Linked DNA regions of Homo sapiens: region 1 is linked to region 2. Evidence: read pairs that join two places in POLR2A ChIA-PET (ENCODE). Cell type or tissue: PC-9. All regions are shown on one strand. Each heading gives the region's core, and the rest is flanking DNA. Links, peaks and the distances in the headings are about the cores only.

Region 1 (15,849 bases), core at 2,720-10,719, 140 kb before region 2:
ACCCGGGAGGTGGAGGTTGCAGTGAGCCAAGACTGCGCCATTGCACTCCAGCCTGGGCGACAGAGTGAGTGAGATTCTGCCTCAAAACAAAAACAAAAACAAACAAAAAATTTGCAAATGGGAAAACTGCGTGAAGTAAGTAAAAACATATAAAAAATTAACCCCCAACTGACTATTGGGTACTGGCTAAAGGAATGCAAAAAATACAAGTCAGATGGGGATGGAGTGAGATTCGTTAAGAGAATCTTTCTGGAAGAGATGAACTGTAGGCCAGGGCTTCAAGGAAATAAAGGCTGTTGCCTCTGCTGGAGAGCATTTTGGCTTCATACACTTGGGGGGGTGCAGAAAGGGTAACTAAATTTCTGGTTACCTCGAATTTCTATCTGGGTGGAGTGACTTTGGGGGCAGTGGGGAATTTTTGTTTCCTTTTCTTTTTCTTTTTTTTTTTTGAGACAGAATTTCACTCTGTCACCCAGGCTGGAGTGCAGTGGGGTGATCTCGGCTCACCGCAACCTCCACCTCCCAGATTCAAGTGATTCTCCTGCCTCAGTCTCCCGAGAAGCTGGGATTACAGGCACCCACTACCATGCCTGGCTAATTTTTGTATTTTTAGTAGAGACAGGATTTCACCATGTTGGCTAGGCTGGTTGTGAACTCCTGGCCTCAAATGATCCGCCTGTTTCGGCCTCCCAGAGTGGTGGGATTACAGATGTGAGCCACCACACTCTGCCTGAATTTTTGTTTTCTGATGAGTCTCCAAGGTAATGAAGGAACCTGGATAATGGACACACAGCAGTGTCAGCTGGTATAGATGGAACCTGTCTGGCAGGGGGCAGGGCAGGCATGGATGGGGAAAGCTGGCAGTGAACTTGACTGAATTGGTTAGAATCCCTGCTCAACAGTCCCTCAGACCCCTTCTTTGTCTTTGTAGGTAGCTGCAGCAAAGTCCACTTCCATCTGCCTTACCGGTGGCAGATGCTTATTGGTAAAACCTGGACGGACTTTGAGCACATGGAGACGATCGAGAAAGGCTACTGTAACCCCGGAATCCACCTGTAAGTTGGTGGCTGTACTCTGGCTTTCAAGAGTCCAACATTATCAAAGGGAAGCATTAGTGCTAGGCTCAGGGGAAAAAGAAAAAAACACTTTTCCATCAGAATCCCATTCGAGTGTGAAATACCTCTTGAGATAAAAAATGGCAAATGCCTGCCGAGTTAATGAAGGAAAACCACAGCTGGGTGGGTTTGAGGTCACACTGAGCCTGGCTAATACCAGAGATCCTGGGAATGTTTGCTAACTCAAATGAAACAAACAGTGACATGATTATTTGTTTAGTTGACAGTTGTCTGTGTCCTGCAAAAAAACACAGTTCAGTGTCCGGCTCGTATCCTGATCAGTTCATCACAGAACTATTAAAAGTACTAAATGATTTAGGACAAAAGAGCCTTTGGCTTAACTTCATAATTTAAAAACACGGTTTGAATAATTTCATATAGTTTTACTGTAGAATTTTGTTGTATACTTTAGCATTTAATACCTCCCTTATGTTTGCTATTTTCTCTAGCAAGGCATCTAAGAGGGTACCTTACATTTCTGCTTCTGGCCGAGCGTGGTTGCTCATGCTTGTAATCCTAGCACTTTGGGAGGCTGAGGCAGGAGGATCACTTGAGCTCAGGAGTTCGAGATCAGCCTGGGCAACATGATGAAACCCTGTCTCTACCAACAATACAAAAACTAGCCAGGCATGGTAGCACGCACCTGTGGTCCCAGCTACTCGCTACTCGGGAGGCTGATGTGAGAGGATCACTGGAGCCCAAGAAGTTGAGGCTGCAATGAGCCGTGATTGTGCTACCACACTCCAGCCTGGGTGACAGAGTGAGACCCTGTCTCAAAAATAAATAAGTAAAAACATTTCTCCTTCTGGAAGAGCTGAAATGGGTGATACCCATATGACCGTATTTATCTATGGTGTGCAGGGATATAAGAAACATCCCAGTTTTATAAGGAAATTCTTAAGGGGGAAAAGTTACATTACTTTTCATCATATGAGAATTTAGTGATTTGAGGGTGGAGATTCTGTGTTGCTGGATTTTTACCACTAGAGGGCGACATGAGCTACTTTCTGGTTGCTAGGTCTATATTTCCGCTCCCAGGCAAGTGGAGAGCCGGGTTTCTCAACCTCAGCACTACTGACGTTTTGGGCCAGATTCTGTTTAGCACTATTCCTAGCCTCAATCCACAGATGACAGGAAGCACCACCCCCCCACCAGCCCCACTGGTTGTCCTAACCCAAAATGTCTTCAGATGTTGTAAAATACCCACTGAGGTCAAAATCGTTCCTGATTGAGAACCACTGATCTAAGAGGTCTTTCTTAGAGCAGCAATTCTCAAACTTTTTGGTCAGAGGACTCCTCAACACTTAAAATGTATTCAGGATCCCAAAGAATTTCTGTTTGTGTGGAATATAGCTATCAATATTTACCATATTAAAAATTAAAACTGAGAACAATTATATATTTGATTCACTTAAAAATAAGAATAAGCTTGCTATATGTTAACATAATGAACATGTTTCATGTAACTATATTTAATACTATATACATATTCATGTATATCCATTTAATATACATACCCAGGTATATAACTGTGTGTATTTATTTACATATTTATATATAATATTTATATGGATAATTATAAAATAACTGTTTTCCAAAACAAAAAATTTATTGAGAGGAGTTTTATATTTTTGCAAATTAATGTCTGGCATAATAGAAGATAACTAGATTCTCATATCCGCTTCTTTATTCAACCTGCTGTGAAATCATATATTGTGTAGCCTCTGGAAAATTTCATCGTGTATTCCTGAGAGAATGAAAGTGAAAAAAGCAAATAATGTTTAATGTTATTATGAAAATCACTTTAACCTTGCCAATTTTCTGCAAGGGTCTCCACATTTTGATAACGATTTAAATAATAATAAATAATTTTAAAAATGGACCAAATGCGAATTTCTAACTTACTTTATAACATTGAGCCAATCAGGAGTTTTGTGGGCACAGTTTTATTTTGGGATATTTTCTGAGGGAAGAATACATTATGTAACACCATTAATTATGTGGTGCAGGCGAGTCACTTTCCTCTCTGCGTTTCCGTTTTTCTTTTATGTGTAGGACCTGGAGCCATGGAAAGAAAACTTGAAGATCTATTTTAGCCCTGAAAGTTTAATTCTGTGCTCTCATTAGGGAAGACGAGATTGTAGAAAACAGGGGTCAATGAAGCATTATGTTAACTTAATACTTTTCTCTCTCAGCTGTTCTGTAGGAAGTTATACAATCAATTTTCGGGTAATGAGTTGTGATTCCTTTCCCATCCGACGCCTCTCCACTCCTTCTTCTGTCACCAAGCCAGCCAATTCTGTCTTCACCACCAAATGGATTTGGTATTGGAAGAATGAATCTGGCACATGGATTCAGTATGGAGAAGAGGTGAGCACTGTTCCTCCTTGTAGGGGGCTCTTGTTTAAACTTGTCAACTTAAAAAGAACACTGTTGGCTGGGCACGGTGGCTCATGCCTGTAAGCCCAGCACTTTGGGAGGCTGAGGCAGGTGGATCACCTGAGATCAGGAGTTCGAGACCAGCCTGGCCAACATGGTGAAACCCCATCTCTATTAAAAATACAAAAATTAGCCAGGCGTGGTGGCAGGCGCCTATAATCCCCGCTACTCTGGAGGCTGAGGCAGGAGAATCTCTTGAACCCGGGAGGTGGAGGTTGTAGTGAGCTGAGATTTCGCCACTGCATTCCAGCCTGGGGGATGGATTGAGACTCTGTCTCCAAAATAAATAAATAAATAAAATAAAAAGAACACTATTAATAAAATGTTTGAAGCCTACATGGTTACCCGTGGAGTGTGGTAGAGGAAGTGGTATTTTTTTACTTTGTACACAGCTATATTCAATTTTTTTTCAGCAAACATGTACTCCAATTGCAGTCATACATTAAAGTATATATTAATTTTTATTTTTATTTATTTATTTATTTTTGAGATGGAGTTTCACTCTTATCACCCATGCTGGAGTGCAATGGCGTTATCTTGGCTCACTGCAACCTCCATCTCCTGGGTTCAAGCGATCTTCCTGCCTCAGCCTCCCGAGTAGCTGGGATTACAGGCATGCACCACCACCACACCCAGCTAATTTTTGTATTTTTAGTAGACATGGGGTTTCAACATGTTGGACAGGCTAGTCGTGAACTCCTGACCTCAGGTTATCCGCCCACCTCGGCCTCCCAAAGTGTTGAGATTACAGACGTGAGCCACTGCGCCCGGCCATATATTAATTATTTTTAAGGAACCGCTTGAGACATGTCAGCTGCACTTCCCTCTTTCCTCACCATGAGAGGGGAGGGTGGAACCTTGAGATAGCTTTCTATGTATAAACACATAAAATGTACAGAGACTACTGCTTTGAGCTGGAAAAGAGGGTGAGAGTGAGAACTTAAAGGACTGTATGGATGATGGCATGGTTAATTAGACCAGGGAATGTGTTAATTCACTCAAGCAGTGAAACCACATCTGGTACAGATAGTCACTACTATTCATTCAGAGTCTGGATTTAGATGGACTTAAAGGACTGGAACTAGAAGATCCTAGGCTGACCCATAGTGGGGGCATAGTAATAGGGAGGGAAGTTTAGGTGAGCAGAGCCTCTGTCCTTCTGTCTCAGTGTCCCTTCCTCCCTTTAACTCATAGGATTAAAGAGAGAGAGAAAACAGACCTTAAGCAGGTAATGGAATCAGGGTGATGAGAAACAGAAAATGAAAGCAAGAGATTAAAATGAAGCCAAAAATAATGCATGGGCTGGGTGCGGTGGCTCACTCCTGTAATCCCAGCACTTTGGGAGGCCGAGGTGGGGTGGATCACCTGAAGTCAGGAGTTCGAGACCAGCCCGGCCAACATGGTGAAACCCTGTCTCTACTAAAAATACAAAAAATTAGCTGGGTGTGGTGGCGCGTGCTTGTAATCCCAGCTACTCAGGAGTCTGAGGCAGGAGAATCGCTTGAACCTGCAGGCAGAGGTTGCAGTGAGCCGAGATTGCACCACTGCACTCCAGTCTGGGTGACAAAAGTGAGATTCCAAAAAAAAAAAGATAATGCAGGGACAAAGGAATGGCAGCGTAAGGTTCTACATATTTAGGTTGGTGTAAAATTACTTTTGGGTTGGTGGTAATTACTTTTAATGGCAAAAACTGATTACTTTTGCACGGAACTAATAATTACGAGTCAGTGGGCTATACATTTGGCTCTGAGCTGCCTAACTGCCAAAGCAAACAAAATACTTGGGAGAGGCACTACTCTGTTATGTTAGTGAGGCCTGAGAAAAACACCTCCTATAGTGGGCCACATGGCGGGAACCCTGTGTGCTGTGGTGAGGTCCTCAACCACAAACAGCCCTACCATGAATTCAGCAGCATATTGGTTTCCAAACTGTCTTAGCAGCAGATACATTTTATCAAACCATCTTTCAAAGACTCTAAACGAGCCAACTAGAGTAGAGCAGGGCTGCCCTGGTGGAATAGGATATGGGCTCAGAGCTGTCTCCTGGACCCCTCCTTGTTGCTCTTCTCTCTCCTGTGGTGGCCCATGTAGCATCTCTGTGGAACAGAGTTCTGCTGAAACTCCCGTGTGTGTGAAAACACCTATGATATTAAACTTTGCACAGATTCTTTGTATGCTCAAGCCAAGGATGATGTCAAATAAGCGATTCTGTCAGGCGCCTGTGGAAATAAAATTATAAACCCAAATTAATTAGCCTTGGTTAAAATAAAAATAAGCTATAGGTCTTGATGGTTTTTATGTCAAATAATTGGAATTTTTAGTAAGATATAAAGGGGAAGGGTTGGCAAACAAACATTTGCATTCTAGTTACATCAAGGTTCCAGGAGGCCGGGCGTGGTGGCTCATGTCAGTAATCCCAGCACTTTGGGAGGCCAAGGCGTGTGGATCACCTGAGGTCAGGAGTTCAAAACCAGCCTGGCCAACATGGTGAAACTGTGTCTCTATTAAAAATACACACAGAAAATTAGCTGGGCTTGGTGGCGTGCACCTGTAATTCCAGCCACTTGGGAGGCTGAGGCAGGAAAATTGCTTGAACCAAGGAGGTAGGGGTTGCAGTGACCCGAGACTGTGCCACTACGCTCCAGCCTGGGTGACAGAGTAAGACTCCAAAAAAAAAAAAAAAAGGTTTCAGAAACCAAAAGGAACTATTTGGGGGAAAGATACTGTATTTAAATTTAAATTTACACAAGTTCAATCATGTTCTCTAATAAAACATCAAGAAACTTCCTGAGCTTTTTTTTTTTTGAGACAGAGTTTTGCTCTTGTTACCCAGGCTAGAGTGCAATGTTGTGATCTCGGCTCACTGCAGCCTCTGCCTCCCAGGTTCAAGCAATTCTCCTGCCTCAGCTTCCCCAGTAGCTGGGATTACAGGCATCCACCACCATGCCTGGCTAATTTTTTGTATTTTTAGTTGAGACGGGGTTTCACCATGTTGGCCAGGCTGGTCTTGAACTCCTGACCTCAGGTGATCTGCCTGCCTCTGCCTCCCAAAGTGCTGGGATTACAGGTGTAAGCCACCGCACCCAACCCAGCCCTTCCTGAGGTTTTTTTTTTTTTTTTTTTTGAGACGGAGTCTCGCTCTGTCGCCCAGGCTGGAGTGCAGTGGCGCGATCTCGGCTTACTGCAAGCCCCGCCTCCCGTGTTCACGCCATTCTCCTGCCTCAGCCTCCCAAATAGCTGGGACTACAGGCGCCCGCCACCGCGCCCAGCTAATTTTTTATATTTTTAGTAGAGACGGGGTTTCACCATGTTAGCCAGGATGGTCTCGATCTCCTGACCTCGTGATCTGCCCGCCTCAGCCTCCCAAAGTGCTGGGATTACAGATGTGAGCCACTGCGCCCGGCCTCCTGAGGTTTTTAATACAAAGTTCTCGCTGGGACATTTAGTCTGTGTTAGCTGTAGAGTTTTTATTTTATTTATTTTTATTTTTATATTCTGGATTCCCATGAAAACTGTGGAGTTTTTAGAATGTAACATTCAATCTGCAAACACATGAATGTTGTATTCATTAAATGTGACACAGGTTTGTTGGATGTTCACTGAAGATGTGAATGAACTCTTACTGTCTCATACTAATAAGACCCATCATTATATAAATTGAATTGGCTCTAGTTATTAAAAAAAAAAATAAGGAAAAATCAGGCCCTGGGTTTAATGTTTTCCTTGCTGGGAGTCCAAGTAAAATTAAAATAATGTTTCCAGGAGATTTGAACCCCACATATCAAGAACAGCCTGGTTTCTTTCATGGATCAATGCATTGTGGTCCAAGTTTGCAGCTCTTTGGTGACCTGCCTTGAGCCAGCGTACAGGCTAGAATATTTAGAGAAAGGAGTGGACTGTGAAGCCTTCTGCCAGTGCCCCACAGCTTTTATTTCTTGTAACTGAATTTTGAATAAGTCAGGCAACTAAGAGTTGTGGGTTGGAACCTCCCTAAGAGGAACGTGAGGAGTAGAAACTTCTGCCAACAGAGTAGGCACATATGCTTTGATTATGAGCTCTCAGGGAGGTAAAATAGATATCCTTTTATGGAAATTGATGTACTTAACCAGGACTCATACCTACATAGATGGTGGGCAGGGAGAGGGTGTGGTATTAGGAGAAGTGATGATTGAATCGATGGGCAGTTGGGCAGCAATGGTGTAGGGTAGAGTGATAGCAGGGCTGACAGGAGGGTAGAGCCTGGGAGTCGTTGAATGTGCACCAGTTAGGGAGTGCAGATTCAGGTCCTCGAAGATGTTTACCAGCAAAGTAGCTAAGCTTAGCAGCTGTGGAAGCTGGTGTTGAGAAACAGCGGGAGGCTATGGCCTGAGAGACCCTCTCAGAACAAGGACAAGCCACAGCTCTAGAAAGCCAAGGTTGAGGCAATCATTGACACACAGGATAAAAGCTAAGACCTGTTTACTGCAACTGAAACATAAATTCAAGTCTTGTGGGGAATAAATAATTGACGGCTGTGTGATTCATTCATTTACTCAGACCTGGAGTAACAGTACTGTTCTCTAGGACACATTATGGCTATTAAACTAATGGTAGCTAAAAGGTCTAATGAGACATCTTGCAAGGCTGTCACTACCTGTCACTTAAGAGTATGGGGCAACTGTAGCTTAGGATTGCCAAAGAACTGGGGCCAGCTCAGCACAGATATGACTGACTTTCAGATACCACAAAAAGGACTTATCCTTACAAGAGTAGCTTAGAATACCTTTACAATAGAAACACCTGGTAATTGACCCAGACAACACACAGGAACAAGAGAGGGACTTTGAGAGTTGCTTCTGGACCATCAGTCAGTTGTGTGACCTCTTGACCATAACATACGCATGACATGGGCATGCTCCCGCTGTCCTGTTAGTCTTACAACAGCGAGGGTTGAATGAACCAGCCTACACATCACATCAAGCAGTGCCTGAGACTCGTCTCTGATGTGGACTGAACCAAGGGGAAATGTTACCTTTGAGGACTTCACCACCTACCGGGGTTCATGAACATGACAAGTGCAGTGTGAGGGCGAGGCTAGAGAAGGTCGGTGTGGAGCCATGCTAGGCTGTGCAGGTACTCAGACACTGACTTAGTGGCCCTGTGCTGTCCAGTATGACAACCACTTGCCACATGCGGCAATTTCATTTTAAACTTTAATTAAACACATAAAAAATTAAGAAATCAGTTCCATGGTCACTGTAGTCACATTTTCAGTGCTGTATAGCCACACATAGCTTGGCTACTGAAGGAGTTAAAAATATGCCACTCTGGCATATTGACTATTTTGAGTTAAACGCACTTGAAAAACAGCAGGTGCAAGACGATCACTCTGACCTTCTGTTACTTAAAAGCAGGAGATGAAATTCTCATGTGGAAGATGTTCTTCCTAGGCTGGGCACAGTGGCTCATGCCTGTAATCCCAGCACTTTGGGAGGCTGAGGCGGGCAGATCACTTGAGGTCAGAAATTGGAGACCAGCCTGGACAACATGGTGAAACCCCGTCTCTACTAAAAATACAAGAATCAGCCGGGTGTGGTGGCTCATGCCTGTAATCCCAGCTATTCGGGAGGCTGAGGCAGGAGAATCGCTTGAACCCAGGAGGTGGGGGTTGCAGTGAGCTGATATCACACCATTGCACTCCAGCCTGGGTGACAGAGAGAGACTCACTGAGTCTCAAAATAATAATAATAATAATAATAATAATAATAATAATAATAATAATAAAGAAAGAAAGAGGTCCTCCCTATACCAGAATGAAAGTAGCATTCTTATCAAAGCCAGGAAACCTGTGCAAACAAACCCTATTAGACAAATCTTCATCCTTCTGGACACTTCTCCACCCAATTAACTTCCCTAGCTGAAGCCCCTTTGCCTCATCCCATTTTCATAATTTATGACTCGTCTAATTCAATACAAGTGTTTATCTCTAACTGCAGCTTTAGGTCTTCACTTTCTCGTGAAGGCTCCTGTGCCACGTAAAACTTGTATTAAATGAACGTGTATGCTTTTCTCCTGTTGGTCTTTTTGTATATAAATTTATAGAGTACGAATGTAATTTTGTTACATTTGTTACATGCATAGATTACCTAGTAGTAAAGTCAGGGTTTTTAGGGTGTCCGTCACCTGAATAATGTACATTGTACCCATTAAGTAATTTTTCATCATCTACTCCCCTCCCAACCTGCCCTATCCTTCTGAGTCTCCATTGTCTGTCATTCCTGTTGTGGTCTTATGTCAATTTAATGCTCAGGTCCAGCCAAAATACTGTAAAAGGGTAGAGGTGAAATTTTGCTTCCCTGGCCAGGTGCAGTAGCTCATGCCTGCAATCCCAGCACTTTGGGAGGCCAAGGCAGGCGGATCACCTGAGGTCAGGAGTTCGAAACCAGCCTGATCAATACAGTGAAACCCTGTCTCTACTAAAAATACAAAAATTAGCTGGGGTGTGGTGACATGCACCTGTAATCCCAGCTACTCAGGAGGCTGAGGCGGGAGAATTCGCTTGAACCCAGGAGGCGGAGGTTGCAGTGAGCCCAGATTGTGCCACTGCATTCCAGCCTGGGCAACAGAGGGAAAGGGACACCCTGAAAAAAAAAGAAAGAAAGAAAGAAAGAAAGAAATTTTGCCTCCCCTACATATCATATAGGACAGCGCAGAGAACATTTTCATCACCACAGAATGTTCTAGTGAACAGCACTGGTCTAGACCCTAGAGGCTTGCTAGTCAAAGTGAGGTCCACAGACCAGCAGCATCAGCCTCAGCATCACCCGGGAGCTGGCTGAAGTATGGAATCTAAATCATCCCCAACTTTCCCAGAATCATATCTGCACTTTAATATGATCTCTGGGGCACTCACATGTATGTCAATGTTTGAAAGTCTCCGGCCTTTTAAGCCAGGAACAGAGTGGGTTTTACAGAGCTGAGCAGGCAGTGGATGCATACAGGACTTCAACTGTAGGGATGGGAAATTGGGAAGCGATTCAGCTAGTGGTCAAACCAGGGGATACCAAGGTGCTAGAGCTGTTCTACCCGCCCCACATCATGCCAGAGGTGTTTTGCCCACTTTGGCCCGAGGAAGGCATAGGGTTTACCGGGCACCATTGAATCACGGCAGCAAGCTCTTTTACAATCACTCTGATAGATACTATCCACAAAGCTGTGGCAACAAGCATCTTCATGATATGACTTAATTGTTGGCTGCAGTAAGTTAGAACGTTCTGCTAAAGTCAGCGTCCTTGTCCCTTCCACCCTTTGTACTGGTCCTACCTCCTGAAACACATTCAAGTTTATTCCCACTTTGCCCTGGGTACAAATATTTGAACACTGCTTTCTGCTCCCACCATGCTGCACTCCAGGATAAAGAGACCCAGCTCGGGCCTTTCTCTGTGCAGGACGTTTTCCTTGGACACGTACATTCTGTTGCCCTCCGCTTACAACCAGCAGGCATTTCCACTAGGGAAGAGGAAGGGGCGTCGGTCCAGCTGAAAGTCTGGAATGTCATTAGCAAAAGGAACCGTGAGCCCCTCTCCACCACGGCTGCTTGGAAAAATTTGTTGCCATTAACTCCTTTGTTCTAGATCACAGGAAACAAGAGTCTCCTCACCATTAAATACTGGGAACCCCTGCTGCTAGGGGCGTACTTCTAGTGTGCCCTGATCGCCCACCCTGGCCACGGAATGAGGAATGAGGGCAGTGGATCGGTAGCCTAGCCTGCCCCTTGCTAAAATCAACTCATTTCCCTTTTACCTACACATTCTGATGTTTGCATGCTTTCTATATGCTTTGAGACTAGAGATTATAGCTTTACATTTGGGGGTTATGCCTTATCCCTTCTTTCCTTTTCTTTCTTTTTTTGACAGAGTCTTGCTCTGTCGCCAGGCTCTGCAGTGGCACGATCTTGGCTCACTGCAACCTCCGCCCCCCGAGTTTAAGCGATTCTCCTGTCTCAGCCTCCCGAGTAGCTGGGACTACAGGTGCATGCCACCACGTCCAGCTAATTTTTGAATTTTTAGTAGAGACAGGGTTTCACCATGTTGGCCAGGATGGTCTCGATCTCTTGACCTCGTGATCCACCTGCCTCAGCCTCCCAAAGTGCTAGGATTACAGGTGTGAGCCACTGCACCCGGCCACCTCATCCCTTTCATTATAGCTCCAGTTAGTGGCAAATCCAAGTGCATTTTCAGTTAGTTGGCTAGCAGGAGGCTCGGCCAATTTTGTTTACTTACTCTGGTTCAGGGCAGAGGAGAGGGTTAGGTTATTTATATTTGAACACTGCAACTATTGGAGTTTGGACGAGGACCAGATGGTCTTTCTTTACTTCCCTTCACGACTACTGTAAACCGTGCGTGGCTAGAATAGCCCACGATGTTCTATTTCATGTAAGAGTCAGTGTCAGATTCTGTTAGATGACAGATGCCGGCGTGGCATCAGAAAAGAGGGGATGCAAGTTGCTCTGTATATTTGGCTCATATTTTATGGAAGGCTGTAAAAGAGTATTGCAAACAGCTACACTTCTCAGGCCTCCCCCAAGTGTGTAGTGAGTTTCTGCAGGATAGACTTCTCTCTCTAGGGTACCATGATAGAGAAGACCACAGAAGTCTGTGACATAGCCCTGAGCTGGAAGCTTTTACAATCTGGTTTGGGAAGCAAAATGCACTCCTGTTCACATCTCATTGCTAAAACGAAATCATATAACAGTAGAGATTTCCTAAAAGCCTACCCTGACTTTACCTTTTATTTTTTTTCCAATTAGAAAGACAAACGGAAAAATTCAAACGTCGACTCTTCATACCTGGAGTCTCTCTATCAATCCTGTCCGAGGGGAGTTGTGCCATTTCAGGCGGGCTCACGGAACTATGAGCTGAGTTTCCAAGGTGGGTTTCTGTGTTTGGCAGTGTTGTGTGTCATTGAAATCCGCCTGCAGTGTACACGTGGGAGTGGGAGCAGAGTGGGTATGCATTGCTATGGCCAGGGTCAAGGTCAAGATTTAGCAAGGCGGTGGAGTGCAAGCTAGTGGCCATCAGAAGACCTGTGTTCTAGAGCTCTGGCTGTGACGAACACTTGCTCTGCCACCCTAGGAGGGGCACCTGGCCTATCTAGGCCCACTTCTCTCAACTGCAAAATCAGGGGCTCAAACTAAGTAGTCTTGGGGGTACTTCCAGCTCTGCCATGCTGTTTCTGATTCTGGGTGGGCAGCTGCCCAGGGAGAGGCAATATTTCAGGTGCTGGTGACTACGGTAGAGGCCTTGGGCTTTTGGGCACCTTCAGAGTTTTAGAAACTTGCTGTTTCTTTTAGGGTTTATCATCTAGGTCAGTAGTTCCATCATCACATTGATTAAAGTACTTTGCCTTCCACCGTGTTTATTGGAGCTACTATAGAAAGGTCTTCTGGTGAGCTGCCGCCAATCTACCTGCTGTGTTTAGTTAGATATCAGGGCAGGAACTGCCCTCCTTCTGAAGGTACCATCCCATTGGGCACCCCCTGCACATGATCAAGTGCTTGCCCTTTCGGGACTTGCAGGTGCTTTGGAAGAGGTAAAGGAGCCTTTCTGAGGTCCCTGAATTCGCAGATGGTACCTGCAGTTGGATCCTGTACCGCTTAGTGGGCCTTAGATGACGTAGCTTTTACAAGGACCATTATACCAAGTATTTGGAAAAACAGTCTGGCAGTACATGTCAAGTGACATTAAAATATGCTAATATGTTTGTCTTTTCATTCCCTTAGGAACCTTTCTTAGGAAATAATTCACTAGAAGAAGGGGGGAGAAAAGCTATAGGCATAAAGTAAGGTGCTTGTTAAGCAGCATGGTGTGACCGAAGAATACTAGACCAAAACCAGTACCTATAGTACTAAAAGTAGGACCAGTCTGTACCAGTGCAGTGGTGACTAAATAAATTAGGGTATTAAATTTCAGTGGCGTATCTGGCACTTGTTAAAGATTTTGATTATGAAAACTAGATAGGAAGAGCAAAATTTGGTGTTGTTAAATGAAAAAGGCAGAACACTTTTTTTTTTTTTTTTTTTTTTTGAGACAGGGTCCCACGCCATCACTCAGGCTAGAGTGCGGTGATGCCATCACGGCTCACTGCAGCCTCAACCTCCCTGGCTCAAGCGATCCTGTCACCTCAGCCTCCCAACTAACTGGGAGTATAGGTTCATGCCACCATGCCCAGCTAATTTAAAAATTTTTTTGTACAGATGGGGATCTCACTTTGTTGCCCAGGCTGATTTTAAACTCCTGAGCTCAAGCGATCCTCCCACCTCAACCTCCCAAAATGCTTCGATTACAGGCATGAGCCATAGTGCTCAGCCAGAACCCCAAATTTATGTTTCTGAAATTTTGTTTATATTTAAAATAGGAAAGTTAAAAAAAACACAAAAATCAATGTGCATGATAATTGCAGCAATGCATGCATGTGGGCCGACTGGAAGATAATAAAGAAAAATTAAAATCTCTTCTATTGGGTGGTAGAATTAAAAATGACTTAAATTAAAAAAATTCTTAGGTGGTATTGTATTGTTTTTATGGTTTAAAAGGGTGGTGGAGAGATGAGAGCCAATAGACTTTGTTCCTGAATCTAGAGCAATTTGTCCAGCTACTTCTGTTTGTTTGGTTCATAGAAACCAGTTCAGAGCAATTTATGGGTTCCTAGTGTTCCAGATGGCTTTTTCTTTTCTTTTCTTTTTCTTTCTTTCTTTCTTTTTTTTTTTTTTTTTTTTTTTTGAGACAGAGTCTCGCTTTGTCACCAGGCTGGAGTGCAAAGGCGCAATCTCGGCTCACTGCAACCTCTGCCTCCCAGGTTCAAGCAATTATCTTGCCTCAGCCTCCCAAGTAGCTGGGACTACAGGTGTGTGCTACCACACCTGGTTAATTTTTTGTATTTTTAGTAGAGATGGGGTTTCACTGTGTTAGCCAGGATGGTCTCAAACTCCTGACCTCGTGATCCACCTGCCTCAGCCTCCCAAAGTGTTGGGATTACAGGCGTGAGCCACTGCACCCGTCCGCCTTTTTCTATTCCTGAACTAGACTGCAAGTGTATTCTGTCATGCATTAAGCTAGTATCTGAGTGCCAGCTGTGTACTGGCTCCTGTTGTGGGTGCTGGGATACAGTGATGAAGTTGCTCTTCGAGCCTGTATTCAAAAGGGTGGTGAGAGACAATGGTCAAGTAAACAAGTCAGGCCATTTCAGAAAGTGGTAACAGTTACTGAGAAAATGAAACGGTGGAGAAAATGAAACAGTGCAAGGAAGCAGCCAGAAAATGGAGGAGTCAGTGGGACAGCACTTACTTTTATAGACCAGCCTCTGCCTGTGGGAAGGAGGGCGCTCCAGGAGGAGGAAGAACTAAGGCTAAGGCTGGAAGGTACAGACCAGCTTGAAGTTTCACAGAACAGGTAGATGGTCTGTAAGAGATGAGAGCAGTGATAGAAACTTGGATATTTTATTAGGCGGAGGTCCCGGGAAGATTTTGAGCAGTGTTGTGGCATGATCTGATTTGCTTTGTGTGTGTGTGTGTGTGTGTGTGGTTTATGTTTGTTTCATATTTTAAGAGTGCAGTTGGATGAGTATTGACAAATGCGTGTAACCACCACCCTAAGCAGGATATAGAACATTTCCATCAATCCCGAAAGTTTCCTTATGTCTCTTTGCAATCAGTTTCCCCAGCAACACCACATACACCTCACTTTATCCCCATCACAGGCTATTGCTGATTTGCTTTCTGTCCCTGTTTTACCTGTTCTAGAATTTGATATTAATAAACGCTTGCAGTAGGCACATTGCATGTGGCTGACTTCTTTCACTCTGGAATAATGTTTTTTAGACTCAACCGCGTTGTTGCATGTATAGTAGTTGTTCCTCTTTTATCACTGAGGAATAAGTAATAAGTTATTGTAAGGCTATTCCATAGTTTATTTGTTTACCAGCTGATGGACACTTAGGTTATTTCTCCTTTTTGGTTATCATAATAACGCTGCTGTGAGCATTCACGTGCACATCTTTGTGTGGATACAGGTTTTCATTTCTCTTGGGTAAATACCCAGAAATGGGATTGCTAAATCACATAGGAGTGCATATTTAACTGTATAAGAAACCACCAAACTGTTTTCCAACGTGGTGGTTTCATTTTACACTCTCACTAGCAATGTATTATGACTTACTTTCTGAAGGGTTCACTCTGGTTACAGTTTGGACTGAGGTTTACGGCATGAATTGAAAATGATATTTCACACTTGATGTAGAAAAGAACCCTTCAAGACAGC
Region 2 (15,849 bases), core at 3,288-11,287:
GCTCTTTTACATGTTGTTTAAACCTCCTGAAGTTGATAGGCCTGTGTTGAAATGCAGTGAGCAGAGTTTTCAAATTGGGAAGTGGTTTTTAATACTTAGAATTCTCGTTTGCCTTCAATTATGAAAATTTTTGTACAGAGCTGCTCAAGAATGATAATCTGGAAATTTCTTTCAGAGAGACAGTGTGGTGCTGTGCCCAGAGCAAGGGGTTTTGGCAGCGGATAGATCCGGGTTCAAATACTGGGTCCACCACCTGCTAGTTGTGGGACTTGAACAAGTTACTTAATCTTTTGGAGCCTCGGGTTTTTCACCAATGACGTGAGAAGGATAATGGATCATAGCACCTGGGAGAGGGTGGCTATTGGCCACATGAGCTTATAAAAATTGAGCATTGTGACTTGTAATGTGGTAAAATATACATAACATAAAATTTAACATTTGAGTCACTTTTAAGCATACAATTCAGTGGCATTCATTGCAACGTTTTTTAAGATTTCCTTATTTCCTCTTTGGAAGAGTTTAGGCTCCCTCATCTTACTGGTCCCTGAAGGTTATCCCTGATGTCTCCTGCTTCCCTTCCCTACCTTCTTGCAGCAGACTGGGCAGTTCAGTTCAGCAGAGCGCTAATTGCTCTCCTGAGTGGAAGTGCTCTAACCCAGGGGGAAGTGTAGGTACCTGTGAGGCTTGGCTATTAATAGAGGGTTTCTCAGGGTCAGTAAGTGATTATGCGGAAGGCATTAACTAGCCTGTGTTTTTGAAGGGAGGAGGATTCTTCTGTCGCACAGGTATTTTACTGTTTATTAACACTTCTCTGAGTAAGGGATAGGGAGAAAAGGATTCAGATTATTTTTTGCTGTTTTGTAGAAACTCTAGTACAGGAAGAAGAGGAATTTGAAACTGTTTAACCATCGTGTCTTAAGGTTATTTTAGTACTTCTTAATCTGTTCTTTGGAAAGGTGCTGTAATAAATGCACTGCTTTGAGATATTCTGACGTTTCTATTTCCTCCTTCCCTCCTTCTTAAGTGTCATAATTTCCAAGATCTGCCTTATTCTTTACTATCTTTATGGAACGGTGAACTTTGGCAGGGGAGGGGGACTTTAATATATTCACAGGGTCAATGATTTGTGTGTAATCTTTTTAAAGAATGGTACAGAAATCAGCATCTTTGTATTGAACTCCTAATCAGGTGACTTATTAAATGTTCTTACAAAACACAAATAACATTATTGTTCCAGACCCCAAATTATTATTATTTCTATAATTTGAGTGTTGGAACATCTTTTTAAATTATTTTTTAATTTTTTTTAATAAAATTTTTTAAAAGCAATGGCAACAAAAGCCAAAATTGACAAATGGGATCTAATTAAACTAAAGAGCTTCTGCACAGCAAAAGAAACTACCGTCAGAGTGAACAGGCAACCTACAGAATGGGAGAAAATTTTTGCAGTCTACTCATCTGACAAAGGGCTAATATCCAGAATCTACAAAGAACTCAAACAAATTTACAAGAAAAAAACAAACAACCCCATCAACAAGTGGGTGAAAGATATGAACAGACACTTCTCAAAAGAAGACACTTATGCAGCCAAAAGACACATGAAAAAATGCTCATCATCACTGGCCATCAGAGAAATGCAAATCAAAACCACAATGAGATACCATCTCACACCAGTTAGAATGGCAATCATTAAAAAGTCAGGACACAACAGGTGCTGGAGAGGATGTGGAGAAATAGGAACACTTTTACACTGTTGTTGTGACTGTAAACTAGTTCAACCATTGTGGAAGTCACTGTAGCGATTCCTCAGGGATCTAGAACTAGAAATACCATTTGACCCAGCCATCCCATTACTGGGTATATACCCAAAGGATTATAAATCATGCTACTATAAAGACACATGCACACGTATGTTTATTGCGGCACTGTTCACAATAGCAAAGACTTGGAACCAACCCAAATGTCCAACAACGATAGACTGGATTAAGAAAATGTGGCACATATACACCATGGAATACTATGCAGCCATAAAAAATGATGAGTTCATGTCCTTTGTAGGGACATGGATGAAGCTGGAAACCATCATTCTCAGCAAACTATCACAAGGACAAAAAACCAAACACCACATGTTCTCACTCATAGGTGGGAATTGAACAATGAGAACACATGGACACAGGAAGGGGAACATCACACACCGGGGCCTGTTGTGGGGTGGGGGGAGCGGGGAGGGATAGCATTGGGAGATATACCTAATATAAATGACGAGTTAATGGGTGCAGCACATGAACCTGGCACATGTATACATATGTAACAAACCTGCACGTTGTGCACATGTACCCTAAAACTTAAAGTATAATAAAAAAATTATTTTTAAATTAAAATTAAAAAAAAAATTTTTTTTGTAGAAATGGGGTCTTGCTATGTTGCCCAGGCTGGTCTCAAACCACAGGCTTCAAGCAGTCCTCCTGCTTGGGCCTGCCAGAGTGATGAGATTATAGGCGTGAGCCACCACGCCCGGCTGGAATATCTTTAATTAATGCAGGCTTAAAAAACCCAACCTCCTTAGTGAAATAATGGATGGAGGCAGTGATCATCAGTGACTGCCTAGTCATTATGTGAAGAGTTGATGAGGAGCCTTGTAATGGATGAAAAGGGCTGTCACCTCTTAAGCCCTTGATAAATTTTAGTATCACTCAGAATAGAACAGCCAGAAACCAGGCGCTTCCTGCCGTGATACAGTGGAAATACAGAGGACCACCTAGGGAGTATTCTTGCCAAAAACATTGATTCTGAATCTAATGAAGCCTCTTGATCTAACTACCAGTTTATAAGAAATTTGGGGGAAGAACACGTTAAATGACACCATGAGAATATAGTCAGCCAAATATAGAATGTGGACTGTCTACAGGGACAAATGACCTTTCTTTAACAAGTAAATAGGGAGAGATTTAAAAAGGGGGAAAAAAAGAGGAGAAAACTGTTATAAAGTAAAAGAGACCTAAGAGACACATGAACCAAAAGCATTGTATGTACCTTGTTTGGATCCTGGTGTGAAAAAAGCAACTGTACTGTTATACAAAAATATTTTGAGGCCACCAAGGAAAACCAAGTTTGAAATGCATAATTAGATGATATTAGGAATTATTTTTAATTTTGTTGGGTGTGATAATTATATTGTGGTTATAATTTTTTAAAGTCCTTATCAGAGATGCTGAAGTATTTACAGAAATTAATGATGTCTGGGATTTGCTCTATTTGTGTTTTAAAAAAAAGTTTATGGGATTGAAGCTGAGTAATGGGTTCCAGTCTTTCAACTTTTGTGTATGTCTGAAAATTTTATAATAAAAAGTTTAATTAATTAATTTTTTTTTGAGACAGAGTCTCACTCGGCTCACTGCAACCTCCGCCTCCCAGGTTTAAGCTATTCTCCTGCCTCAGCCTCCCAAGTAGCTGGGATTACAGGCATGTGCCACCACGCCTGGCTAATTTTTGTGTTTTTAGTAGACACAGGGTTTCGCCGTATTGGCTAGACTGGTCTTGTACTCTTGTCCTCAGGTAATGCACCCGCCTCAGCCTCCCAAAGTGCTGGGATTATAGGCGTGAGCCACTGTGCCTGGCCTATAATAAAAAGTTTAAAATGCCAAAATTGGGTTGTTTGGCAGCATTTAAACAATTTATTGTAATAGCAAAAACAGGCATAGAACTCTACATGGAAGGGACTGCAGTTTTAGAAAATTGCTTTCTGGGTTATCTATAGATTTGATCTGGTTAGTTTCTTGTCAAATTAGTATTTACATTAACTTCATGTCATTCCCTATCATGGAGTCCCACAGAACCCTCAAATAAACCGAGATAAGTTATAATTATAGACACTTAGAGAGTTAATGCTATGGATAATTGCTAATCAGTAGGCTCTTCATACCAATAAGCAGGCAGAACAGGGGGTTTGGGAAAGATTACCAGTGAATGGAAATAAATTAAGTAAGGATGAGAATGAATAATATGTGTGCTTGACTGAATTGGATTCCAGAAGTATATGTAACCAGAACTCAATTTGATGTGTGTCTTAGTCCATTTGGGCTGCTATAACAAAATACCTTGGACTGGTCACTTATAGACAATAGAAAATTATCACTCACAGTTCTGGAGTGAGAAGTCCAAGATGGAGATCATAGCAGGCTCGGTTTCTGGTGAGGGCTTGTTCCTCATAGACAGCGCCTTCTGTGTGTCCTCATATAGGAGCTCTCTCTGGCCTTTTTTAGAGGGACACTAATCCTGTTCATGAGGGTGGGGCCCTCATGACCTAGTCACCTTCCAAAGGCCCTACCTCTTAATACCATCACCTTCGGGTTAGGTTTCAACATATGAATTTTAGGGGGACACAAATATTCAGACTATAGCAGTATGATTCCTAAAGGTGGCCCCTCCTGACTGCGGCAGAGCACCCGTAAGTGAACATATCCCTGGAGGGCTTGGAAGTCAAACTCCCCCCACCTTCCTTGATGGTGTCATTTGACCCCAATGATCATCTTTCTGCAGATTATCACCAATCTCTATCATTGGCCCAGATTTCTCTCTCAAACCCTAGAGTCACATTTCCATCCACCCCGAGTTGGCTCCTCACCGTCCATGTGAGTCTCAAACGACAGGCTCCTCTTGGTGACCCCGCACCATTCGTATGAGCCATTTCCACATCTGTGAATCTCCTTCCTGCTTCAGGCCACTGTGCTCGCCACCCCCTCTGCCTGGAGCAGCCTTCCTGTCTCTCTCTCTCGGCTCCTCATCCTTTCCTGAGGTTCCTTGCTGTCCATCACAGCATCTTGCTTATTTCCTTACCAGTCTTCTCTGTTCATCATTATTGTCTGTCTCCTCTTCTCAGCCATAAAGTTGTGAGCAGGGGACCTTTCTATCTTGGCTAACACTTCACACCCTGCACTTAGCTCACATGACCGGTAGGTGTTTGTTGGACTCATGAATGAATGAATGGACATGTTAGTCTTTGGGCTGGACATGGGAGGCACACTGATAAGACACAGCCTCTTCCTTCAAGTAGCTCACAGTCTGGGGTAGGGTGGTGGGGCAGGTGAGTAATGAGTAAATCAAGAATGCAACCTAAGTGTCAAGAGAGAAGCACATGCAGGGTTCTGGGGAAGATGGAAAAGGGGGTTCTGGGGTGTGATAGTTACGGGAAGGAGGAGGGGCATGGTGGTCAGAGAGCACGTCGAATAGCTGGGGCATGGGCTGGTTGTAGGGGAGGGTAATACTAATGGCACAGGCGGGAACGGGGAGCTGAAGGCTCTTGTATCTCAGCTGAGGGCTTTGGCTTTCTGAAGGCTTTTAAGAGCCACTGGAGGATTTTGAGAATGGGGTGACATAGTTTGATTGTTTCTTTCCTTTTAGATGAACTTCATATATACAGAATTGATTGATCAGCTCTGCACGTTAGAAAACTCCAGATGGATTGGAGGGGATAGAGGAGGCTGCAGAGCTTAGGGTGGGTTATGGCTCGTAGAGAGAGACCACAGCCCTGACTGATTACCATGGCTAGGAACACACACCTCTAATCAGGGCCGGGGCAGTTACAGGGTTTCTTAGCATACCTTCCCTTGGCCCACAGTACCAGCGTTTGGGGGGTGTGTTTGTGTGGGGGTGGGGGGGGTCACACATCTCTAGTTCTCTAGTGACACTGTTTGGACAAGGTGGGAACTTGTCATGCTGGAAGTGCTGCCACCCTTTGCATATGGGGCTTAAGACACCACCCAGGAAACAGAAGCCATTTGAAAGGATGTTTGTGGATGCTGTGGCCTCTCCTGGTTCCCAAACCAAACCCAGAGTGAGCGAAGAAGCAGGCAATGTCCATGGACTCAGAACATCTCTGCTTCCTGCACTTCAGTGTCCTGGAAAGCCTGTCTCTCACAGAAGTTGTGCGAGGCAGGGCTCTGAGCGGGTCATTGTAAGGCCTAAATTAATTGGTGGCGGTGGGAAGGAAGATGTGTGAGGGTCCACAGTGCTGGCAGGACCTGGCTTACAGGCACGAGCTATTAAGTGGCATATGGGGGAGGGTCAGGGTTTTTTTAGGAGCCTGTTGGATACTCAAGTGGAATTGCCTAGTGGACAGTTGTAACTGTGACTTAGAATCACCTTTGACTTTTTGTTCTGTCTTCCCCATCCATTCCACTGGCTGCTGAATTTGATCATCTTTTTTACCTTAGTGCAGTCTCTCTGACATGGAACTTCTTTTCTGTTCCCTTCACCGTCCTGATCACACTCCTTGCCACATCAACCATGCATATCTGTGTGTATGATGGAGCACTATTTTATGCTTCTTTCCGCTCTGCCAGATTGATTTTTCTGCAGGATAACTTTGGTCAAAAAGCTGCTCTGCTCAAAATATCCTATTCCTTCCTATTGTCTGCCAACATTCTCACACTCTTGGGCCAACTTTTCTAGTATTATTCTCTCCAACCACTGCAGACACATCCCACTTTGTCCAGACATGGTGCCTTTGTCCTTGCTGCTGCTTCCAGCCGGCGTGACCCCTCTCTCTCTTAAGCCTCCTGATCCCTTGATATAAAATAAAAGCTTAATTTAGAGCCGAATTAAGGCATTGAGCCTGCCACATAAGCTGTTTACTGTTTGTTGGAATTAATACCCCCCAGGGAGGCAGTGGTGTCTCCTGGCAGCTTGGACGTCGGTGTGGATGTTCATTGCTGCTGGCTCCTGCTGTTGGGAGGGAAGGTGCCTGCTCATGCTTAGTCATGGGATGTCGTGTGCCACTCCTGCTCTGAGTGTAATAGGAGACAGAAGATTATCTGGAAGCTGATGGTGTCCTTTTCCCTGTTGTTACAGGACTGTGTTTTAAATTAAATTATTTTAGAAACAGATGGCTGACAGAAATTTTTTTGCCTTTGTTGTTAGTGAATTGAGTAGTTTAGTTTGTTTTGGTTACTCAAAGTGCTGACAGTCTTGCTTTCTAGGTTGGTGAAAGAGGATTGCATTTTATTTAGGAAAGAATAAAGCAAAACAAAGCAAAACAGAATATCTTTTGGTAAATACTCTGGACCTTGCCTTCAATTAAACCAACATTTTAATATCCTTAGCTCCTCAAATGAGAAAGTCATGCACAGAAATAGAGTCCCCAAACCCCACCATGAAGCCTAAACTGATGTTTTAGCTAGAATAGTTGAATTTTTAAAAGCCTTGCAGTATTAGTATTTCAGTATTGTTTGGTTGCAGTCATTGTTTTCTGAAGTTCCACATGAGTTCTCTTTATGTTTGGGTGAGGTCACTAATTGTTATCTGTGTTCCATCTTTAGAGGAGGAAATGGAAGGGGTGACTAATTACGAGGGATTTCTCCGGGGGGCACTGAGCAAGTTGGAGATAGAACAGCGCCCAGTTCTGTTTTCTGTGGAATGTTCTGGAGACTTTGGCCCCATTATCCCTCTCTGGATGGGATTGTATTTTGCCAGTGCTGAAGAGCTGTGCTTTTTATGAGCTGGTGTTTTTCCAGCTAAACCTGAAGCTGCCCACTGCCGGTATCATGGCCATTCATCATTTGGGGGCTCCCCTTTCTCTTTCTGGGGAACCCCTTATGGTTTGAGGGTTAGAGAAAACCTCATAGCATATACATAGGGTCCTATTTTCCTTCCACTTGGGAAGTCAGATCTCAACACCCATTTTTCAGGTAGTGATTTTCAGGGACCACGTATCTTGTTAGAGGATGAAGGACCTGAGACCCAGGAATGTGAAATGGCTCCTCCAGGTGGGCGGGGATGCGGCCCGAGGCCTGCAAGCTCTCATCTCCGGCACTCTCTATTATTACACTATGGTGTCTCTTATTTGAGTCAGGAATCAAAGATGTGACATATGGCAATTCAAACATCACGAATTCTCCGCTCTCTTGGTGTACTCCGCCCCATCCCTCAACCACTCCCTATTTTCAGTGGATGTTCTGGACTTGTTTTTTTTTTTTTTTTTAGTAGCAAATACTGTATTCAGAGAGGCCCTCTAACCAGAATTCCCACCAATTCTCACAAGTAAATCTGTAAAGTTTCCTGGTCTCTGGACTCACTCTCTCAGTCTGTCCTCCATGGTAGTAATTTTCAGGTACCCTGTGTCTTGTGGAGGATCAAAGCCCACTTTCTCTGCAGGTTCCGTTCCTTCCTTCCTTCTCAACCCCATGGGCTCCTCGCTGGTCCTTTCGTCTTCGGTGTTGTCATTACTTTTGCATTACTCCATCAGCAGTGCTCTCGCCCTTTTGATGTCATTTGAGTCACCCTTCGGTTCCAATTATAGGTTCCAAAACAACAGTAAGAACGACGACAACAACAAAAACCCATACACTACTTCCTGATGAGAACCTGAGTTATTTTTATTTTGCAAGAGTTGTATTTTATTTATTTTACTATTATTATTTTTGAGACAGAATCTTACTCTGTCACCCAGGCTAGAGTACAGTGGCACAATCTCAGCTCACTGCAACCTCCCCTTCCTGGGTTCAAGTGATTCTCCTGCCTCAGCCTCCCGAGTAGCTGGGATTACAGGCACGTGCCGCCATGCCTGGCTAATTTTTGTATTTTCATTGAAGATGGTTTTTCGCCATGTTGGCGAGGTTGGTCTTGAACTCCTGACCTCAGGTGATCCGCCTGCCCCGGCCTCTGAAAGTGCTGGGATTACAGGCATGAGCCACTGCGCCTGGTCTATTTTGCAAGAATTTTAGACATAAAGTTGGCAAATTAATGCACAGAGTTCCCATATACCCTTCATTCAGCTTCCCCTAATAATAACATCTTACATGATCATAGTGGGGTTACCACAATTATGAAGTTTGCATTTGTTCAATGCCATGAATGAAACTACAGACTTTACAGGGTTTCACCAGTTCTTCCACTTCTGTTCTGGAGTCCAGTCCAGACTTGCACATCACATTTAGTTGTCACAGCTCCTCAGTCTGCTCAGTTCCTCAGTCTTTTCTTGCCTTTTATGACCTTGGCATTTTTGAAAGTCAGGTCTTTTGTACAATATCCCTGGTACTGGGTTTATCTGATGCTTCCTCATGAGTAGAGGAAACATTTTGCATTAGCTGCTTTGCCTTTTTAGAAACTTGCGTCTTTAACCAGCTCCTCGGTGATTCTTCTCTCTCATCTCAGAACCAAGTGACTTCCCCAGACCCTCCAGGTACCATCTCCCTTCCCTGCCTCATGCAGTGAAACTGCTCATGAAGTTGACTGCGTGGAGCTCCTGTTTCCTCATCTGCCCTTCACTAGTCAGCCTGGCTTCTGCCACCACGAGAAACGTGCATGCCAGCAGGGCCTCTCCAGCCTGCACGTGCCTGGTCTCTCGGAGTCATTCAGCACAGCGACCCTTCCCCAGTACCGACCGATTTTCTGTTTTCTTGTCACCTCCCGTTCCTGGTTTTCCCATGTCTCCCTGGCTTCTCCTCTTCACGTTTGCAGGTTTATCTCAGGCTCGGATTATCCATTTGCATACTTGATATCACCATGTGAATTTCCCTAAAGTAAATCCCAGGCTAGTGCTTCTGAAACTTGAATGAGTGCATGAATTACCTGGGGGTCATGGTAATAGCAGTTTCTGACTCCGTAGGGTCTTGAGTGGGCCTGAGATGCTGCATTTCCAAAACACTCCCGGGTGATGCTAAAGATCCGCTGACCACACTCTTGAGGAGCAAAGTGCTAAATACACCACTCTAAGCCGCTGTCATCTCAAGTTCAACTCTAGTGACCTCATAACTGATTTCTCTACATCTCCTCTTGCCCCCATTAGCCTGTTCTGCACACAGCAGCAAGAGGTATTTTTGAAAACCATTTTTCAGATCCTGTCATTCCCATGCTTTTAAATAGCTTCTTCAGTGGCTTCTCACTGCATTTGCTCAGTGTCCTCAGCATTGCGGCTTCTAAGCCTTGCATGGTCTGGTCTCCTACATTTCTCTGACTCTACTTTAGAGTTTAAAAATATTTTTTTTTTCTGTTCCTTTCCAGACATGCTGTCTTTCTCTGTGTTCTCCAGTGGGCTGCATTCCTAGTACTGCCCCTCTGCCTCCAACCCCAAAACCATGTGCAGATCCCACATCCTTTGCCCACATAGTGCCACAGAATGTGCCACTCTGCAAACGCTTGTTTTCCAGTTAAGACAAAATAAAGAACTTACACGAGCATGTGAATTGACTGTTCATAGAGCATGCTGTCTAGTTTTTATAATTTTAATTTTTAATTTTAGCATGGCCTATTCTCTGAAAAGGGAGTATGTTGATTTCCATACTGGTTCAAGAACCTTGTCTCGTTGCAGACCCATAACAAAAAGCTTGTGGACCACACTGTGAGTAACAGTGGGTTGGGACACTCTTGTCTGCCTTCATGTCTCCTGCACACATACACACCCCACGCCTCCCCACCACACACCTCCAGGAACACATGGTCTTAAATGTGAAAAACAAAACCTTAAAACTATTAGAAGACAACATGGAAGAGTAACATAATGCCTTTTAGTGACGGGAACAATTTCTTAAATCTTCCATCTTAAAATATATACACGTGAATCTCAAACAATAACAAAAGACTGATAAATTTGACCATATTAAAATCAAGACCTTCTTTTTTTTTTTTTTTTTTTTTGAGATGGGACTTTTGCTCTGTCACCCAGGCTGGAGTACAGTGGTACAATCTTGGCTTACTGCAACCTCTGCCTCCTGGGTTCAAGAGAGTCTCCTGCCTCAGCCTCCCGAGTAGATGGGATTACAGGCACCTGCCACCACGCCTGGCTAGTTTTTGTATTTTTAATAGAGATGGGTTTTCACCATGTTGGCCAGGCTGGTCTTGAAGTCCTGACCTTAGGTGATCCACCCACCTCGGCCTCCCAAAGTGCTGGGATTACAGGCGTGAGCCACCACGCCTGGCCAAAATTGAGACCTTCTGTTCATCAAAGATGCCATTAAAAATATCAAACAACAAGTCATGAACTGGAGAAGTTATAACTGACATAAGATATGAGGATCCAAAACACAGGTGTACGCCTGCCCCATTTTATTGCACTTTGCAGATACTGCGCTTTTTACAGATGGAAGGCTCATGGTAGCCCTCCTTAGGTAAGTCTGTCGACACTTTGTGTCCCTGTCACAATTTGGTAATTCTCACATTTCTGATGTTTTCATTATTATTATATCTGTTATGGTGATCTGTGATCAGTCACCTTTGATGTCACTATTGTAATTTGTCCTGGGGTGCCGCAAACTCTGCCCATATACAAAGGCAAACTTAATAAATGTGCGTGTCCTAACTGCTCAACTCACCAGTCGTTCTCCTGTCTCTCTCCCTCTCCTGAGGGCTCCCCATCTGCTGAGACACAAGAATTTTGAAATTAGTCCAGTTTATAACTCTGCAGTGGCCTCTAAGTGCTCAAGTGAGAGGAAGAGTTGCATGTCTCTCACTTGCAGTCAAAAGCTAGAAATGATTACGTGAGGAAGACACATCAAAAGCCAAGGGAGCCTGAAAGCTGACCTCTTGCAACAAATAGATTGCCAAGTTGTGAATGCAAAGGAAAAGTTCTTGAAGGAAATTAAAAGTAGTACCACAACGAACACATGAATAATAAGAAAGCAAAACAGCCTTGTTGCTGATACGGAGAAAGCTTGAATGGTCTGGATAGATTAAATCAGCTGCAACATTCCCATAAGCCAAAGCCTAATCCAGAGCAAGGCTCTAACTCTGTTTGATCCTCTAAAGGCTGAAAAAGGTAAGGAGGCTGCAGAAGAAAAGTTTGAAGCTAACAGAGGTTGGTTCTTGAGATTTAAGGAAAGAAGCTTCTCCGTACATAGAAGTACAAGGTGTAACAGCAAATTATCCGGAGGATTTAGGTAAGATCACTGGTGGAGGCAGTTAGACTAAACAACAGATTTTCAGTGTGGATGAAGCAGCCTTCTAGGAGAAGATGTCATCTAGGACTTTCACAGCTAGAGAAGTCAATGCTTGGCTTCAGAGCTTCAAAGGATGGCTGACTCTCTTGTTAGGGGCCAATGAAGCTAGTGACTTGAAGTTGAAGCCAGTGCTCATGGACCATTCTGAAAAGTCTGGGGCCCTTAAGAATTATGGTAAGTTGGCTCTGCTTGCACTCTGTAAGTGAAACAACACAGCCTAGATGACAGCACATCTGTGTAAAGCATGATTTACTGACTAACTTAAGGCCACTCTTGAGACCTACCGCTCAGAACAAAAGATTCCTTTCAAACTATTACTGCTCATTGACAATGGACCTAGTCACCCAATAACTCTTATCAAGATGGATAAGGAGATTAAAGTTGCTTTCATGCCTGTTAACACACATCCATTCTGCAACCCATGGATCAAGAGTAATTTTGACTTTCAAGTCTTACTATATAAGAAATACATTTCATGGCTGGGTGCGGTGACTCACTTTGGGAGGCCGAGGCAGGAGGATTGCTTGAGGCCAGGAGTTTGAGACTAACCTGGGCAACATAGTGAGACCTTATCTCTACAAAAGAAAGATAAAATAAATAGCTGGGCATAGTGGCACATGCCTATGGTCCCAGCTGTTTGGGAGGTTGAGCTGTGGGGGATTCCTTGAGCCCAGGAGTTCAAGGGTGCTGTGAGCTATAATTGTACCATTGTATTCCAGCTTGGGAAATAGAGCAAGGCACTGTCTTAAAAAACAAAACAAAACAAAAAGATAAAAGAAATATATTTCATAAGGCTATATAGCTGCCATAGGTAGCGATTTCTCTCATGGGTCTGAGAAAAGTACGTCAAGAACATTCTGGAAAAGGTTCACCATTCTAGATGCCATAAAGAATATTCGTGATTTATGAGAGACAGCCAAAATATCAACATTAACAGAAGTTTGGAAGAAGTTGATGCGAAACCTCATGAATGACTTTGAGGCATTCAAGACTTCAGTGGAGGAAGTCACTGCAGATGGAATGAAGAACCTGAATTAGAAGCAGAGCCAGAAGACATGACGAATTGCAGCACTCATGGTCAAACTTAAACAGACGAGGAGTCACTTCTTATGGATGAGCAAAGAAAGTGGTTTCTTGAGATGGAACCTAGTGCTGGTGAAGATGCTGTGAATATTGTTGAAATGACAACAAAGGATGTAGAATATTCCATAAGCCTAGTCGATAAAACAGTTGGCAGAGTTTGAGAGGATTCACTCCAATTTTGAAGGAAGTTCTACTGTGGGCCAAATGCTATCAAACAGCATCACAGGCTACAGAGAAGTCTTTCATGAAATGAAGCATCAATTGATGAGGCAAACTTCATTGTCTAAGATAAAGCCACCCTAACCTTCATCAGCCACCCACCCTCATCAGCCAGCAGCCGTCAACACTGAGATAAAACACCACCAACAAAAAGATTGCAACTCGCTGAAGGCTTAGACAATTGTTAGCATTTTTAACAATGAAGTATTTTTAGTTAAGATGTGTACATTTTTTTTAATGTATTTTTTATTATACTTTAAGTTCTAGGGTACATGTGCACAACATGCAGGTTTGTTACATATGTATATATGTGCCATGTTGGTGTGCTGCGCCCATTAACTTGTCATTTACATTAGAGGGATAGCATTAGGAGATGTACATTGTTTTTTTAAGACATAATGCTATTGTGTACTTAATAGACTACAGTATGGTATAAACATAACTTTTATATGCACTGGGAAACAAAAAAATTTGTGTGACTTGCTTTATTGTGATATTTGCTTTATTAAGTTTGTCCAGGACCAAACCTGCAACAAAGGTGTATTTATACATCAAGAATGCCTTTAGGCTGGGCATGGTGGCTCATGCCTACAATCCCAGCACTATGGGAGGCTGAGGCGGGTGGATCACCTGAGGTCAGGAGTTTGAGACCAGCCTAGCCAACATGGTGAAACACTGTCTCTATTAAAAATACAAAAATTAGCTGGGCGTGGTGGCACGTGCCTATAGTCTCAGCTACTCGGGAGGCTGAGGCAGGAGAATTGCTTGAACCTGGGAGGCAGAGGTTGCAGTGAGCTGAGATTGCACCACTGCACTCCAGCCTGGGCAACAGAGTGAGACTCCATCTGAAAAAAAGAATGCCTTTAAATCAGAAAGAAAAAGACAGACAACCCAAAAGAAAAATGGGCAGTAGGATTGAAAAGACAATAGTAGGCCGGGCGTGGTGGCTCACGCCTATAATCCCAGCACTTTGGGAGGCCGAGGCAGGCGGATCACGAGGTCAGGAGATTGAGACCATCCTGGCTTACACTGTGAAACCCCGTCTCCACTAAAAATACAAAAAAATTAGCTGGGCGTGGTGGTGGGCACCTGTAGTCCCAGCTACTCGGGAGGCTGAGGCAGGAGAATGGCGTGAACCCAGGAAGCAGAGCTTGCAGTGAGCCAAGATCGCACCACTGCACTCCAGCCTGGGCGACAGAGCAAGACTCTGTCTCAAAAAAAAAAAAAAAAGACAAGACAATAGCAGAGGCAACATGAGTGGCCCGCAGATATTGAAAAGGTGATCCATCTATTTTAATCAGGGAAATGCAAATTAAAACCACAAGGTTTCACACCAGCCAGATTGGTAAACATGTGGACATCTAGGGCTATCAAGTCATAGTGAGGATTTGCGGCCATCAAGCTCTCATATATTGCTCATGGAAACACAGATTGGTTCAACGACTTTGAGAAATTTAGTGAAGTTACAGGTGAACATATCCTCTGATCTGCGATTGCATTCTTTTTTTATTTTTTTAAGACGAAGTCTTGCTGTATTGCCAGGCTGGAGTGCAGTGGCACAGTTTCGGCTCACTGCAACTTCTGCCTCCCAGGTTCAAGTGATTCTCCTGCCTCAGCCTCCAGAGTAGCTGGAACTACTGGCATGCGCCACCACACGCAGCTAATTTTTGTATTTTTAGTAGAGACAGGGTTTCACTATGTTGGCCAGGATGGTCTCGATCTCTTGACCTTGTGATCTGCCCACCTGGCCTCCCAAAGTGCTGGGATTATAGGCGTGAGCCACTGTGCCCAGCCAGTTGCATTCTTATGCATACACATATATACATATCTACACATGTACATAACACACACTTTAAATATGTGCACCAGAAAACAGGTAGGAAAGTTCGTATCAGAAATGTTTGTAATAACAAACATTGGCAGTAGTCCAAATCTCCATCCACTGTAGATGGATAAATTTTGGTCTATTCATATGGTGGAATTCATGTTGAAGTGAAAATGAAAAAATTATGTACAAAAAAGGACATAGATTAGAAAACCAATACGGAGAGAAATAAGTTGCAGTAGATTATGTACAATGTGATTCCATTTTGATAAAGTTTAAGAACATACAAAGCTGAAGAATATATTCTTTAGGGCTACATACATGTAGTCAGACTATAAAGAATAGCATGGATTTGAGAAATGCCTAATTTAAAATAGTGGCTACCTCAGTGGGAAGGAAGGGAGTTGGGAAGGGTTACACTGGGAGCATCACTGGTAAGGGTAGTACTTTTCTTAAACTGGGTGATCGGTACTCAAGTGTTCCTTGTATTATTTTCATAACATATATATATATTTATAAATAGTATTATCTACTTAATATTTGATAATAAAACCAGTACCAGTTGGAGAGGTAACTTGGTAGAAGATATTGGTGTACATTTTGCGGTGGAGAAACAAGGGGAAGACACTTTTTTCTAAACCAGGAAGATAAATGGAACATGGAGAAGGGGAAAGGATGGTTTTTGTAACGGCACTAAAAATCTGCCTAGGACAACCTGAGAACTAGAAGAAGAATAAAAAGTTGGCCAGGTGCAGTGGCTCATGCCTGTAATCCCAGCACTTTGGGAGACCG

What was found. Peaks named below come from ENCODE experiments on the same cell type or tissue, not always from the same donor. Only the 100,000 strongest peaks of a DNase experiment are listed, where the experiment ranks them.
Region 1: POLR2A ChIA-PET joins it to region 2 with 20 read pairs; 3 of 35 experiments call an interaction of 5 or more read pairs at or near these places.

The regions. Positions count from the first base shown.
Region 1 is chr7:139,061,492-139,077,340 of GRCh38, reverse strand. It overlaps ZC3HAV1 (zinc finger CCCH-type containing, antiviral 1), which reads left to right. Exons shown (of 13, transcript NM_020119.4): 6 at 932-1,055; 7 at 3,311-3,485; 8 at 12,342-12,462. Among named protein-coding and RNA genes, the nearest start is that of MIR10399, 25 kb to the right of the region's middle. In PC-9, for the core only: no CTCF peak of the experiment used is centred there; no DNase peak of the experiment used is centred there.
Region 2 is chr7:138,926,536-138,942,384 of GRCh38, reverse strand. All of the region lies in intron 1 of KIAA1549, which reads left to right. Among named protein-coding and RNA genes, the nearest start is that of KIAA1549, 47 kb to the left of the region's middle. In PC-9, for the core only: no CTCF peak of the experiment used is centred there; DNase peaks (open chromatin) are centred at 6,754 and 7,314; H3K27ac peaks cover 1,617 bases.